Linked DNA regions of Mus musculus: region 1 is linked to region 2. Evidence: chromatin contacts called from ENCODE Hi-C or POLR2A ChIA-PET data. All regions are on one chromosome and are shown on one strand. Each heading gives the region's core, a stretch centred on a gene start or an enhancer-like site at or near the end of the contact. The rest is flanking DNA. Distances are from core to core; before and after follow the strand shown.

The links. A loop is a pair of places that touch in the nucleus more often than their neighbours do. ChIA-PET counts read pairs that join two places held with the same protein, here RNA polymerase II (POLR2A).
Region 1: a loop to region 2 is called in a map of Patski, with 2.8 times the contacts of the local background. The contact joins two enhancer-like sites. A Hi-C loop is called at or near these places in 1 of 37 maps with a recorded cell type or tissue (Patski). POLR2A ChIA-PET finds 5 or more read pairs at or near these places in 1 of 5 experiments (Patski).

The regions. Positions count from the first base shown.
Region 1 is chr15:59,545,448-59,551,867 of GRCm38, forward strand. The region is part of intron 4 of Nsmce2 (NSE2/MMS21 homolog, SMC5-SMC6 complex SUMO ligase); the gene reads left to right. Among named protein-coding and RNA genes, the nearest start is that of Gm36677, 70 kb to the right of the region's middle. Within about 2 kb of position 4,540, at least 1 of the 3 ENCODE cell types and tissues checked has a DNase peak (open chromatin) inside an H3K27ac peak, as active enhancers do.
Region 2 is chr15:59,826,099-59,832,564 of GRCm38, forward strand. It overlaps Gm36819 (a long non-coding RNA gene), which reads left to right. Exons shown (of 3, transcript XR_384128.2): 2 at 1,024-1,093; 3 at 2,063-5,507. Among named protein-coding and RNA genes, the nearest start is that of Gm36819, 5.9 kb to the left of the region's middle. Within about 2 kb of position 2,261, at least 1 of the 3 ENCODE cell types and tissues checked has a DNase peak (open chromatin) inside an H3K27ac peak, as active enhancers do.

The DNA of each region.
Region 1 (6,420 bases), core at 3,290-5,789, 280 kb before region 2:
ACTTTCTGGCCAGCAAATCTAGCCCAGTTGGTAAGTTCCAGACTTGATGAAAATTTGACATCTTAGGGAAAAAAGGATAATATGGTGGAGAAGGATGTCGGAAGATACCCAGTGCCAACCTCCACAAGTGCACACAGAAAGTAGAGATTACTGTGGTGTCCGGGCTAAACCATAGCAAACCTAGAATAAGGAGATACTGGCATATTGGCAAAGATGAGGGCCTGAGCAAAAGAAAATGGTAATAGTATGCATGGAGTTCAGAGGTCAACCTGCAGGAATCGAACTCAGGTCACCAAATTTGAGGGCAAGCACCTTTACCTGCTGAACCATTTCGCTGGCCCAAGGCTTGGCAGTTTTAAAAGTACAGTGGACAGGACATAGGAACCACTTAGCTAAGGGAACATAGGAAGAGTTCTAAAGCCAAGGATGGCTTTGAGTTCTTCAGGTCTGTGGGTGGAATGATAGAAAGGTTGGGCTAGCTGGGGCAGAGAGTAATAAAAGGTACTGCTGTAATACAGGCAGAAATTATATGCCTGGTGTTGAGCTAAAGAACTTAATGTAGTGCTTGGTTTAGTCATCATGACAAGTCTGCAGTGGTAAGCAGTGGCTTTGCCATTTTACCACTGTGGAAATAGAAGCTCAGGGGAACCCAGAGCCTTGGGAGAAAACATGAGGACAGGCATGTGTGACAGCAAAGGCTACTTTTAAACCACTTTAAGTAAACTCACTCAGCTCAGGGTGGCTTGGAACTTATTACATAGCCCAGTCTGGCTGCAAACTCATGACAGTACTCCCACATCAGCCTCCCAGGTGCTGGGATTGCAGGTGTGAGCCACCACACTGAGCAGAGTGGGGATTCTGGATCAGAAAAAGCTGCACTGGAATTGCTAACATTGGGTGAGGTCTCTTGAAGGCAGCTGGAAAAGCAGACCTGAAGCTCAAGAGAGGGTTAGGGTCGAGGTGGGGGTGATGGGAAGATGGGAGCTTGTGCTGTGGGACATGCATGAGGCCGCTGAGCAGGGCCAGAGAGTAACTGACTAAAGAGAAGCATGGCCTAAGGACGTGAGGCGAGTGCTCGCCTAGCCTTGGGCTTTAAGAATGCATGTACTGTTGAGCTGTGTACGGTTTTTTAAGAATGCATGTACTGTTGACTGTGTACGGTTTTTTCTGGCCAGGTTTAAACATTGTGCTTTGGTGTGTAAGCTTTTCATCAGCACCGTATTAAACTGTCCATTGTACAGTTATTGTTGGAGCTTAGTTTCAGAGCAAATAGATTCTTCAGTACAAAAGCCATTAGACAACCCTGACAAGGCATTATCAGTTAGAGCTCACCCCAAAGTTTTGTCATGGGGCATTCTTAGAGAGTCCTACATAAGCTTAATCCCAAAGCCAGGCTCAAGGGCTAAAGCCAAGGAACTAGACTCTTTCCATTTTAAAGAAACACTAAGAAGCCGTTATTTTCCACCTCCTGTCCCACCCCCTTGCCCTTTTGGGACCCCATAGCCCCATGGAAACTCTGTCCCTCTTCCATACATATTAGATCAAATGTGTACTCTGAGATGTCTTGTATCTTTCCCCTGGGTGCATCATTTTCAGATACAAGACATCTCAGAGTACACATAGGACCTGGGTAAAACTGGGAAGCAGCACATCATTTCCCCACGCGTCAGAGCAGCACGCCTCGGGCCTCTGGTTTATAGTAAGTAGTCTGATCTTCCGTTATAACCTTTACCTTGGTAGGCCTCTTCATTTTAAGAGGCTTCCTCTGTGCTAAACATTGTTAACACAGAGACCTAGGGTGCTAGAAAGATGGCTCAGCAGTTAAGAGAGCTCACTGTTCTTGTGAAGAATGCTGGTTCAGTTCCCAGCACCCACACAAAGGTTGCCAGCCACCTGTAACTCGGCTTTCAGGAGAACAGAAGTCCTCTCTGGCTGCCAGAGGCTCCTGCATGTACATGGTACACATAAACTCACATAGAGAAACATGTACATAAAATGGATCTTTAAAAAATTCAATAAAGAAAGCCAGGTGCTGTTGTCACACACCTTTTAACACCGTACAAGGGAGGCAAATCTCTGTGAGTTTGAGACCAACCTGATCTAGAGTGAGTCCAAGACAGCCAAGGCCATACAGGGAAATCCTTCTCAGAAAAACAGACAAACAAAGAAAAAATTAGAAAGAAAGGAAAATTCATAGACGAACAGAGGCGCTGGGGTTTGAATTCTTGCTGTGCTAGTCACTGTAGGGTGCTGGACAGCACACTTAGCCTCAGTGCGTCAGCCCTCTACAAGTGAGGTGTTAATAGTGCCTACAGTCCACAGGGCCTGGTGAGGACAAACACCATTCTTGGCGTACACAAGACAGGGCTCTTAACAAAGCAGCATCTGTTGGTGAGGGCTCATTTCCCAGCCCAGCACAGATCCCTCCAAGCCAGCTCTCACCTAACATGAAGAGAAGAGTGTAACATCTAGCTCCACTTTGTGAGCACCTAATCCATTACTTCCATGCCAGAGAAAAGAAGCTCTCTCCTTTTTAAAATGAAGGCCCCTGCTTGGTGACACACACCTGTAATCACAGGGCTCAAGTGGCAGGACCAGGATGGTGAATTCTAGGCCAACCTGAGCTATATAGCAATACCTTCATATTCTCTCTCTCTCTCTCTCTCTCTCTCTCTCTCTCTCTCTCTCTCTCTCTCACACACACACACACACACACTCTCTCACACACACACACACACACTCTCTCTCTCTCTCTCACACACACACACACACACACTCTCTCTCTCTCTCTCTCACACTCACACACACACACACGCTTGTGCATTAGAGACACACAGCACCTTCTTGTCCCACACCACACAGTATGGTCGATTTCAAAGCCTGCCACTCTTGGGGACTGAAGCGATAGCTCAGCAGTTAAAAGCACTCTTGCTGCTCTTGCAAAGCTGAGTTCAGTTTCCAGCACTGATATCAGATGGTCTGTAACTGCAACTCTGGGGCATCTGACACCCTTTTCTGGCCTCTACAGGCATCTGAATACATTCAGACAGATACATACGCATAAATGAAAATGACTTTAAAAAAGAAAAAGAAGTCTGACAGCCAGGAGATAGGGCTTTGGAAGCACGACGTAGAAAAATGTCTGGTTTATCATAGGCACAGTGGGCAAGCAAGCATCCAGACTTGGATGCTAAAGTGTCTGATCATAGGGGGATGCAGTCTTCTCTTTGTAGCCGAATGAAATTTTCCAGGAGACCTTTTGAGCTGCCAGTTGACAGCCCTATATGACATGTCTGTTGGGCTCCTTTGGCACTCATGGCAACAAGAAACAAACCCTGCAGTTTTAAATAAGCAGTTAGAGAGCTCAGAGCAGGTGGTCATAACTCAGTATGAAGCCACCAAACACCTCATCTTCCTGACTGACACCTTTCTAAATTCTCCCAAAGACCTCAGAATACCTCCCTCTCTCAACAGCGACAGGCTTGGCATTGTTAGTGAAGGAGGCCCATGGCCTTCTTGGACCTCTCTGCAGGTCCCACAGGCTGGACTTACAAAGAGTCTTTTGACCAGGCAGCGGTGTAAGTGACTTTATGGAAGACAAGCCAGCGCTTGTTTCCTCTCTGTGCTGTAAGGGTTAAGAGTCATCACTGTGGTCACCAAGGTCAGACACCAGCTCTCAGTGTGCTGGTTCCAGCCACAGATGTGTTTGGGTTGGCCAGGGGAGTTGTATACACATGTATCTTCGGTTGCAACATACACCAGTTAGAAGGGTTCCCATCAGAATCAGCATTTCCAGCTTCTTTTAGTACTGTCTCTGACAGCACAGGCTGCCGTGTAGAGGCTGTCTGCCTCAGTGACATGGAGGTCCCTCATTGACCCTTCTACCTTGACGTAGCTTCAGCCTGGCCTACTTCCTGGATGCAGGTTTAACAGTGTTCCTACAGAGTCCTGTGCCATTTTCTCTACAATAAAAGTGAAAAGTACAAATTCTCCTCATCACACTCCTGACCTAATTTTAACAAGTTGCCAAATACTGAGTCTCAGGCCTACAGTGTGCTTTAAGATATAATTCCTAAGGGCAGCATTCTTTGATCAATCCTCTTGTAAAGTCACACAGTTGAAGACGATCCCTACCTGCTGGTGTTTCTGTGTCACAGCTCTTCTCCCTCTGCCCCATGGTTCCCAGCAGTGTACATGCTAAACATATCCTTAGTTGTCCCCTTTTGGCTGCTCATAGGTTTGAAGCTAGGCTGTCTGTGGGGAAGGGAGTGTGGAGCTGCAGAGGGGAAACGAGATACCTGTTTGGCTTCCACTGGCTTGAAAACTGAGTCATGAGTCCATAGTACAGAGGTAATGTGAACAAGTCTTTGCAAATCACTGCATCAGTAAGCCGTTTGCCCCCACCCCTTACACACCCTTTTCTCACCCGTTGTATGGCCAGCCCCTCTCTTGGTTCCATTTAGACTACCTAACCTCCGTTGGCAAAATCTGCCCTTTTCCTACCACCTCATTATTCTCTGGCCACCTGCCAACCACGTGAGGGCGATTTGAACACTGCTGAAAGCAGGCCAGCACATGGAGTCCTTAGAGACGCTGTCATGTAGTCATGACCGTGAGGAAGCATGTCTCCTGGAACTGTGGGTCACGTCACTCCACCGTTGTCATATTTCACTTTACCATCGCAGGGGTTTTGTGCATTTCTTCCAATTCCCATGACTCTGGTTTCACATGAGGTCGTGGACTTCTCAATCAAAAAGTTGCTCATAGCTTTGGTAGGTCTGAAATTTCAGAGTATTGAGCAAGGCCCGCATTGTGCTAGAACATGATCTAATAAGATTGGACTGTCAAAACAAGAAGCAGCAGTCTGGCTAAAAGGTTTTTAAGCAGGAAATCTGTCCTGTGAGAACCTCCAAAAGATGATAAACATGTAGGCTGGGGGCCGATTTCATTTTCATCTCTACCATGAACTTAAGCAGACTGAAGTAGAGGCAGAAACCGTAGATGCTATCTTTTGGTTGGGAAACTAATTGGTTGTGTAATTAGCTGTGTGAAACATCAGGAAAATATGTGAACCATTTTGTTAGGACCCTACAGAGTACTTGGGACAGAGCCCCAAAATGTCAAGTAGAGACGATGCGTCACTCAGAGTGCAGTCGGAGAGCAGGGAGTTCCTTTCCAGCCCACCAACCGTGAGAGGCGGCAAGTTATGTAACCTTTTCCGCTCCTTGGTCTTTTCATCCCTGACATGAGAATTGGGACATTATAAGATGTTCACGGGGGATAAAAGGAATAATCTGGAGCAGTGCCTGGAGCTGGAGGAGTGGCCAGTAAGCGAGAGCAGTGACTGGTAGGTACATCGCAAGTATGCTTGTGCATTCTGATCTCAGCACAGTTTCCAAAAGAAGATCGGCTGGTATCTTAGTTTTCTGCTCTTTGTGGCTCCTCACTAGTGGAACCCTGTGAAGGGAAACATCTTGTCATTCTCTGCACCATTCTCTTGTCAAGAGCACATCTCAGTGAAGGCTCAGGTCAGGATGGCCCTGGCGATGAGTCACTGTAGTTCACTTTGGCCTCCTCCTGAAGCCCACTTTTATAATTTTCCAGTTCAATTATTAAGACACTGAATATCTGCATCATACTACTGCTGGATTGCAATGTAACCACTAACCAAGCATGTTTATGCAATGCCTTATGTGTAATCACTTATAATAAAAGTAAAAGCCGGGTGTGGTGGTGCACGCATTTAATCCCAGCACTTGGGAGGCAGAGGCAGGTGGATTTCTGAGTTCGAAGCCAGCCTGGTCTACAAAGTGAGTTCCAGACCAGCCAGGGCTATACAGAGAAACCCTGTCTCGAAAAACCATTAAAAAATAAAAAATAAAAATAAATAAATAAAAGTAAAGAGTATGGCTTAGTGATGGCTTCATATTGGCTAAAGGGGAAAGCCCGCGCCGTCTCTCAGCATGTTAGATTAATCCCTGCAGTGGAAACTAGATTGATTCTGACAGAGTAGCTGGAAGTCTAGTCAGCTGCCTGCTTGCTTCCTCCTTGCTGCCGTTGTGTAATGGGCAAAGGTGTGCTCTGGGGACCACTGAGGCATTTGGTTTTGCCCCTGGCAGAGGACTTGGATCTGATTCCCAGCAGCAGCAGCCGCAGCAGCAGCAGCAAAAGCGGCAATCCCTTTCCTCTGCCGAGTCATTGCCAGCTAAGGAAACAACTGTCCTCAAGTGCTGCGTGGGATCAGACACCAGAGAGAAAGAAATCCCGTTAGCTCATTTAATTAATTGTTTTACTTAAAACCCAAGCTGGGAAGAAGGAAAAGAAATCTCAGTCTGTGAAGTCCTTCATTGCAAATGCGGGGACCAGTATCGGGTCCCCAGCTCCCATGTAGTCAGACATGGTGGCACAAGCTTAGGGTCC
Region 2 (6,466 bases), core at 1,011-3,510:
GTCATGCCAAGCCTCTCCAGTGCATTTCTGAGAAATGTACCAGGAGCCAGAAAGCCCCCTCAGAATTTCACTGGGTTAGGGAGGGAGAAATAACCTCTTAGGTTACCAGGGCGATGACCATACAGAGCCCAAGAGAGTGGCTTCTTTGACCTTGCTGGGGACAGGTGGTTCTGGAGGGGAGCATCTGGGTGTTCTCTGGCTTCTGTCGCTGAGGGCAGACTCCTAACAGGCCTTGGTTGGTCAGTGGAGCGAGAGGGAGCACTGAGGCTGAAGAAACCAGAGGTTGGCAGTCATCCCACATAAACACGCTCTGTCGCTATGAATTATTTCCACGGTCTGTGGACGCTGGGCAGAATCTTCGACAGGCTCATTAATAAGAACCCAGAGGGTCTTGCTCTGGTGGCCCAGATTCCTTGGGGTTGGGGGTGCATGGAAGAGTGGGTGGGACATTTCCTTTTCCTCAGAGTCCCTCCCTCCCCCCACAGATTAGAAATTTGGTGTGCTTTCCTTCCCCAGGAGCATTTTTAGAGCGCTGCAGTCTCCTTGGGAAGAGGCTCTTGAAGGCTGTGTTTCACACATGGTCTCAGTGTCCTGACAGAGCAGATCCGTTTCCCAAGCTTCTCCATGGATACCCTGTCTTCTGCCCCCGACCTCTGTATCACATGCCTTCTCTGTTTGAACTCTTTGTTAGCATCCTTGAAAAAAAAAAAGTCATGTGTCATGCTCTCTGCAGTTTCCACTCCCCAGGGAAGGCTTGGGGCTTATTCCTTGCGCTACCATGGCTCTGTGTAGTAACTTGTGACCTGCAACCTAGCCATTCCCCAAGAGAGCTTGCGTTTCTTCAAACGCAATGCAAGGATCATGGCAATTCATTCCTTAAAAGCTTTGTGTTGGGACAAATACAACCCCAGCCTCACGCAGGCCTGGGGCTGGTGAGTCACATGACAGAAGCCAGCTCTTTATGATTTTTAAAAATATACTGTGGTTCTCATTTTCACACCATTGAAACTACTTGTTGTCTAGGACCCACTCTCTTGAGACTGGCTCATTGGAGTAGAGGACCCTGTCCTTCTGTCTGGCTCTGCCATCCTGGGTAAGTCTCCTTCACAGACTCAGTTTCCCCATCTGCTGATGGTGGTACTCAGCTCTCTACAGAGATCAAGTGATCACAACCAAAGAACACTTGGGATGTGAATGTGAGGAATGGTGTACAATGGTCTTTTGCCTTAATTTTCTAGCGTTTGAGTCTTCTTTACCCTGGATGGCTCTGTGCATCCTTCTTAGCAGCAGGATCTCTGGCCTGAAGGCCAGCCAAGCCTCCAGGACCTCTCATCTGTTGAACACTGAGCAGGCAGCCATGTGCCCAGAGGTGCTCAGTATATGAAGAGTAAACTGCACGGTAAAAGCCATGCATTTACAGAGCATGGTCATGCCACAGAAGCTGGATATGGAAAGATGGCAGCTCTATATGCATATGTAAGGTCAAAGCCCACAAAAGGCCTAGCAAAGGGCAGGGTGATCGTAATGCAGCCGCTGCATTATTCATTCAGAAAGGCAACCGTTGCTCTCTGGCTTTGGGAGACGAGGGGGAGAGTAAACAGACATGGGTCCTTGAAGGGACACAGTTGAACAGCTTAGGGACTGACCTGACTGGGGCAACAGGGAATAAAAGAAAGCAGGCACAAAGGCACAGGCGCAGGAAAGCTGGGACCAGGTGGGTCATGTGCTCTGATAGAACTCAGCAGTTCATTTCATACACCCGTACTAAGGAGCTGGGTTGGCTGTCCACAGCTGAACAAGTGTGTAGTATGCAGCTGAAGGAGGAGGGCAGACTTAACTAGTCTTGGTGGGGGTCTCTATGGGGAGCAGTCTCGGGCTGTGAACACACGGGAGGAGGAAGCTGCCCTGGACATTTTCTGCCAGTATCCAATATCCATGCACCAGGGAAAGGCTTTCTAATTCCCGTGAGTCTGAGGCATTGGTGGCATTGACGTGACCACTTTCGTGGCCCTTTTCCTGTCACCAACAAACATTCACTCAGGACTTTATTCACTCCCCGCAGTACCAGGCATATACGAGCAGAAGCATCCTGTCACAGAGTGACGTCATCTTTCTGGAGTCATCTCCTCTTCCCTCGTCGTCCCACTCATTCCTCTCCTGTGCTGACCACATTCTGGGGAAGGCCTGGAAGAAATGGAAGCCATCCTTCACGAGTCCCCCACCAGGTGCTTGGCACGGTGCTCTGCATCTGATGTGAAGTTCGCACTAAGTCCGGGACTGTAATTCTCCTTTTGCTGACAGTGAAAGAGTCCTCAGGAAAGCAGGGTGCCTTTGCGCAAGGCCAACCAGCAAGAAACAGGACCTGGATGACAGAGCCAGCTGCCTCCCCATATGAGGGCACTGGGAGAAGCGGGGTAGGCAAGGAAGGAAGCGGAGTCATTCACTGCCTCAGGCAACAAGCAATAGATTTCCCTAGATCCCGTCTGCTAGGCACTTAGATGCTTGGAAGCTGAGGCTGCAGAAACTGGCTTCTTTCTGACTCAGAGGTGCCATCTTCAGGCCAGCGGAAGTGTTGCAAACAGGAACAAGCACCTGCCCCTCTGCTCTCCACTAGACAGGCACCACCAGATGCTGGCTGGGGAAGGGACCTTCCATCTTAAAATATTCCAGAGTGAGGCAGAGGGATGGACTAGCTCAGAGTTACAGAGTTAGAGATGGCAGAACAGGAGCTGCACCCCTATGACCCCGTCAGTGACCCCTCACTTTCCAGACTCTCTTTCATCATCTTTCATCATGCATCCTCACTTTCTTCCCACTCTCCTCTTCCTCTTTCTTCTTCCCCTTCTTCCTCCCCTCCATCCGACAGCTGTTATTGAGCACTTTGTAGGTTTTGGGCATAGTCTCCCGCCTGGGATAGGAAGTCTGGGTGCGGGAAAGTCTGCTCTCAGGGATCGTTGTTGAATTGATTAGTTGACATCGTAACTTTCCAACTATAGCTGAGATGCATAGAGCAAGTCTTACCACATTTCAGGCCCTCCATAGAGGCTTCGTCTCACTGACTTCTCACAGAATAGAAGATTCAGCCGTGGGGCAGTTTGGGAGCATGCTCAGTAGGACCCAGTAAGTTGTGGAGCCGTGACTCAAAACCCAGATCCTTTCTACCTCAGAACCAGAGATGTCAACTGCAGTGTTGTATGTCTTCTCTAAAGGATAACCCAGGAAGCAGGCATGTTCTCATAACATTTTGTTCTCTACAATATTTGCTTGTTCTGGGTCTGAGCGAGGTGAAGGCCATCTTCTCCAGTTCCTTGCTTCTGAATTCTGAGGATTTTTATTGAGGTATTGTTAGGTCCTGGTTACTGAGCAAGGTATCAGGCACAGGGAAGGGACTGACTCAGAGAGAATCATGACGTGTAGATGGCAGTGTTACAGAATCAATTAGCAATCATGTCTTTGTAGAAGCACTCCACATCACTGGGAAGGATCCAGTTACATTGTCTGGTAGAAGTGGCCCTCCTCTCCCAGTTGTGTAGTGAATTACCTGAGTGACCAGACATACAGTCCCTGACTCAAGTCTCCTAGAAACACAGGCCAAATTCAAAGAGCTGAGAGACAAAATGGTCACATGAGCCTTTACAGGGCAGCTGAGGGGCCTGGGAATCCTAAGATAAAGACGGGTTTCTGGTCCCCTCAACAGGGGCCATCATCAAGTTTTGAGGAAATGAGCCTCTGTGTTCTGATACCATTTTAGTTTCCATTTCTTCATTAGCTACAAGCTTGCATTTCTCTTAAGTTCACAGGAATCCTGCCTTTGTTCTTCCTTTTTATGGGGAAGGTCTAGCTTCTCCTATGTGTGTGGATGTGCTCATGAGCACGCACGATTGGCTCCTGAAAGTAGAACTCACCAGCTTATAGGTGTCATATCCGAAGCCAGAAGATGAAGTGTGACCATCAGAAGCCACTTAAGGAATTTCTCCACCAAAGCTACAGTGACATCCTTAGACAAGGAAGCCCCATCATGTGCACGTGTCTTAGGCAGAGGGCAGTGCAGCACAGAGATGCGCTTTAACACTTCTCCTCCCTGCCTTTGCTCTGGATAGCATATCTTCACTTCCCAAGAACAGTGTGTGTGTGTCTGTATATGAACATGTACACAGATTTTATGTGCTTAGTGCAAACACACATACCTCAGAGGAATGGATTTCCTAACAGTTCTGCCAGGGCTACAACGGGGGAGGGGACTCTCTAATGCCCTCGAAATTTCCAAGATTCTTTTCTCTTTCAAAAATAACAACTCTTTTAAGATTTCATTTTTCTCTGCCCTGAATAGAACGACAACGTAACAAAAATTGTAACATCGAAGGGAGACAACCTTGGACCCAAGTCTCTGTCCTCCCAGGAAAGGACCGATCAGCCAGTTTTGGGGCTTTATATAAATGATAAGAGGGCCACGGACACATGGTCCACACGGGTTTCGTCACTATGTGAATAAGTCTTGTGAAGACATACCTACCATCCCTCGAGGTGGTTCTAGAAGGGGAGGCCGAGGTGGCCGAGACCCTGGCTTTACATTATAGAAGGGAAGGTGCTTGCTATTGTAAATGTTGGGGTGAGGGGCACCTCGGGCGGCGGCAGCAGAGATGGGAGCAAAGTTCTACCTGTTGGCTCTAGGAGAAATCTCACCAGGCCCGCACTTTCTTCTTGACTCAGAGTTCTCAGAGCCACACCATGGCTTTTAATAGGTTTTGCTGACCACTAGGAACCATCAGCTGAGACAACCTTGTTTCTGCGGGGATTCTTCAGTGAGTGATTCCAGGTCTTAGGTGCTCTGGTCTTGCCTCCTGCTTGGTGCTGTCCTGGGTTGCTCACCGCTTTCTGCCCTCCCTTCCCTCTCATTTTTGTACTTGAATTTCCCCCTGGTTCCCAGTACTCCGTGGTTTCTGTTGACTTGGCTGGACTTTGCCTGATGCATTAGAACTTTTATTGGTTTTACCTTATAACAGCCTGCAGTAAAGATGATGATGATAGTGTTGGTGATTTCCATCCCTTCCTTGGTCTATAACCTCACATATTACAAAGCTTTCGCCCTGGTTCTGTAATTTGAGTTTCGTAATAACAGTGTGATGTAAGAAAGGCACTTATTATTAATTCCACTTTACAGAACGGGAAATGACTTCACTCTGTTCACACAGCTGCTGGGTCTGGAGTCTGGAACCAGATCCTCTGTAGACTTTCCTCACCCGAGTTAACCCTTTATTTCCCATCACCATCCTGACTGCCCCATTGGGAAAGAGTCTTAACGCTCTTGTGTCTTTATGGTGTTTTCCTGAACATAGGGGACAAACCACAGGTCAAGGGAGTCTTAATTTTTTTTTTAATTCCTGGGTAATACATGTGATAATACTTGGTGGTTTAGAGTGGTACCATTGGTAGCAAATTCAAATGTCTAATCAGAAAATATTAATCAACTGAAAGTCCATTATGTTGTGTACCACTTTTTCCTTATCTATCCGTCCAGGCTGGTTCCACTTCTTTGTTGTTGCACAGGGTGGCAATAAATATGGATATGAAAGTGTCTCTGTGGTATGTTGTCTTAAGTCTTTTGGGTATATACCCAAGAGTGGTAGAGCTGGGTTACATGGTAGTTCCTCTTTTAGTTTGTCGAGAAATCTTTACTTGGTTCCATAGGGGCTGAACACTTTAATTGCTACCAGCAACAAGGAAAAGCTCCCCTCTCTCCATATGCTGCCAGCTTTTGCTGTCACCTGTTCCTTGATAATATCCATTCTGACCAGGGTGACAGGAACTCTTAAAGCGGTCTTAATCTTCATCCACCTGAAAGCTAAATATATTGAACCCCTTTTCCAAGTATTTATAGGTTCTTTGTATTTCTCCTTTTGAGAATGAAGTTCATTAGTGCCTTTGTTGACTGAATGATACAGCTTTGCATGCGTGCAATGGTTGCCTTCTTTATTTATTTTTATTCTAGACAGTAATGCCTGGTCTGATGAACAGCTGTGAACGGTTTCTGTCCCCCATTCTATAGCTGTCTCTTCACTCTGGTGATTGTTTCCTTTGCTGTGGAGAATCTTGTAAATTTCACGTCATCAAACTTATCAACTCTTAACCAGCAAATATTTGAGAAAAATTTTCTTACGTGAAAATAAACAGGAATCCCAATGTAAATATCACTCAATTTCTAAGGTAATGAGATACAACTTCAAAACAATTATATGGTTGTTGGCAGTTTAGTAGAGTTGTCCTTGGGGTCAGACCCTTCATCTACTTACTAGTAGACTGAGAAGGGCATGAGATCATATTACTTGCTGGTGATGGTGCTGTTACAGGACAGGCTGAAGCACAGTGGTTAGAGTTCAAACAACCTCAATGTGGGAGACATATTTTAGGCCTCCATGATTTTTTTATTGTGTTCTTTTTTTTTAAATTACATATTTATTTCATTTAC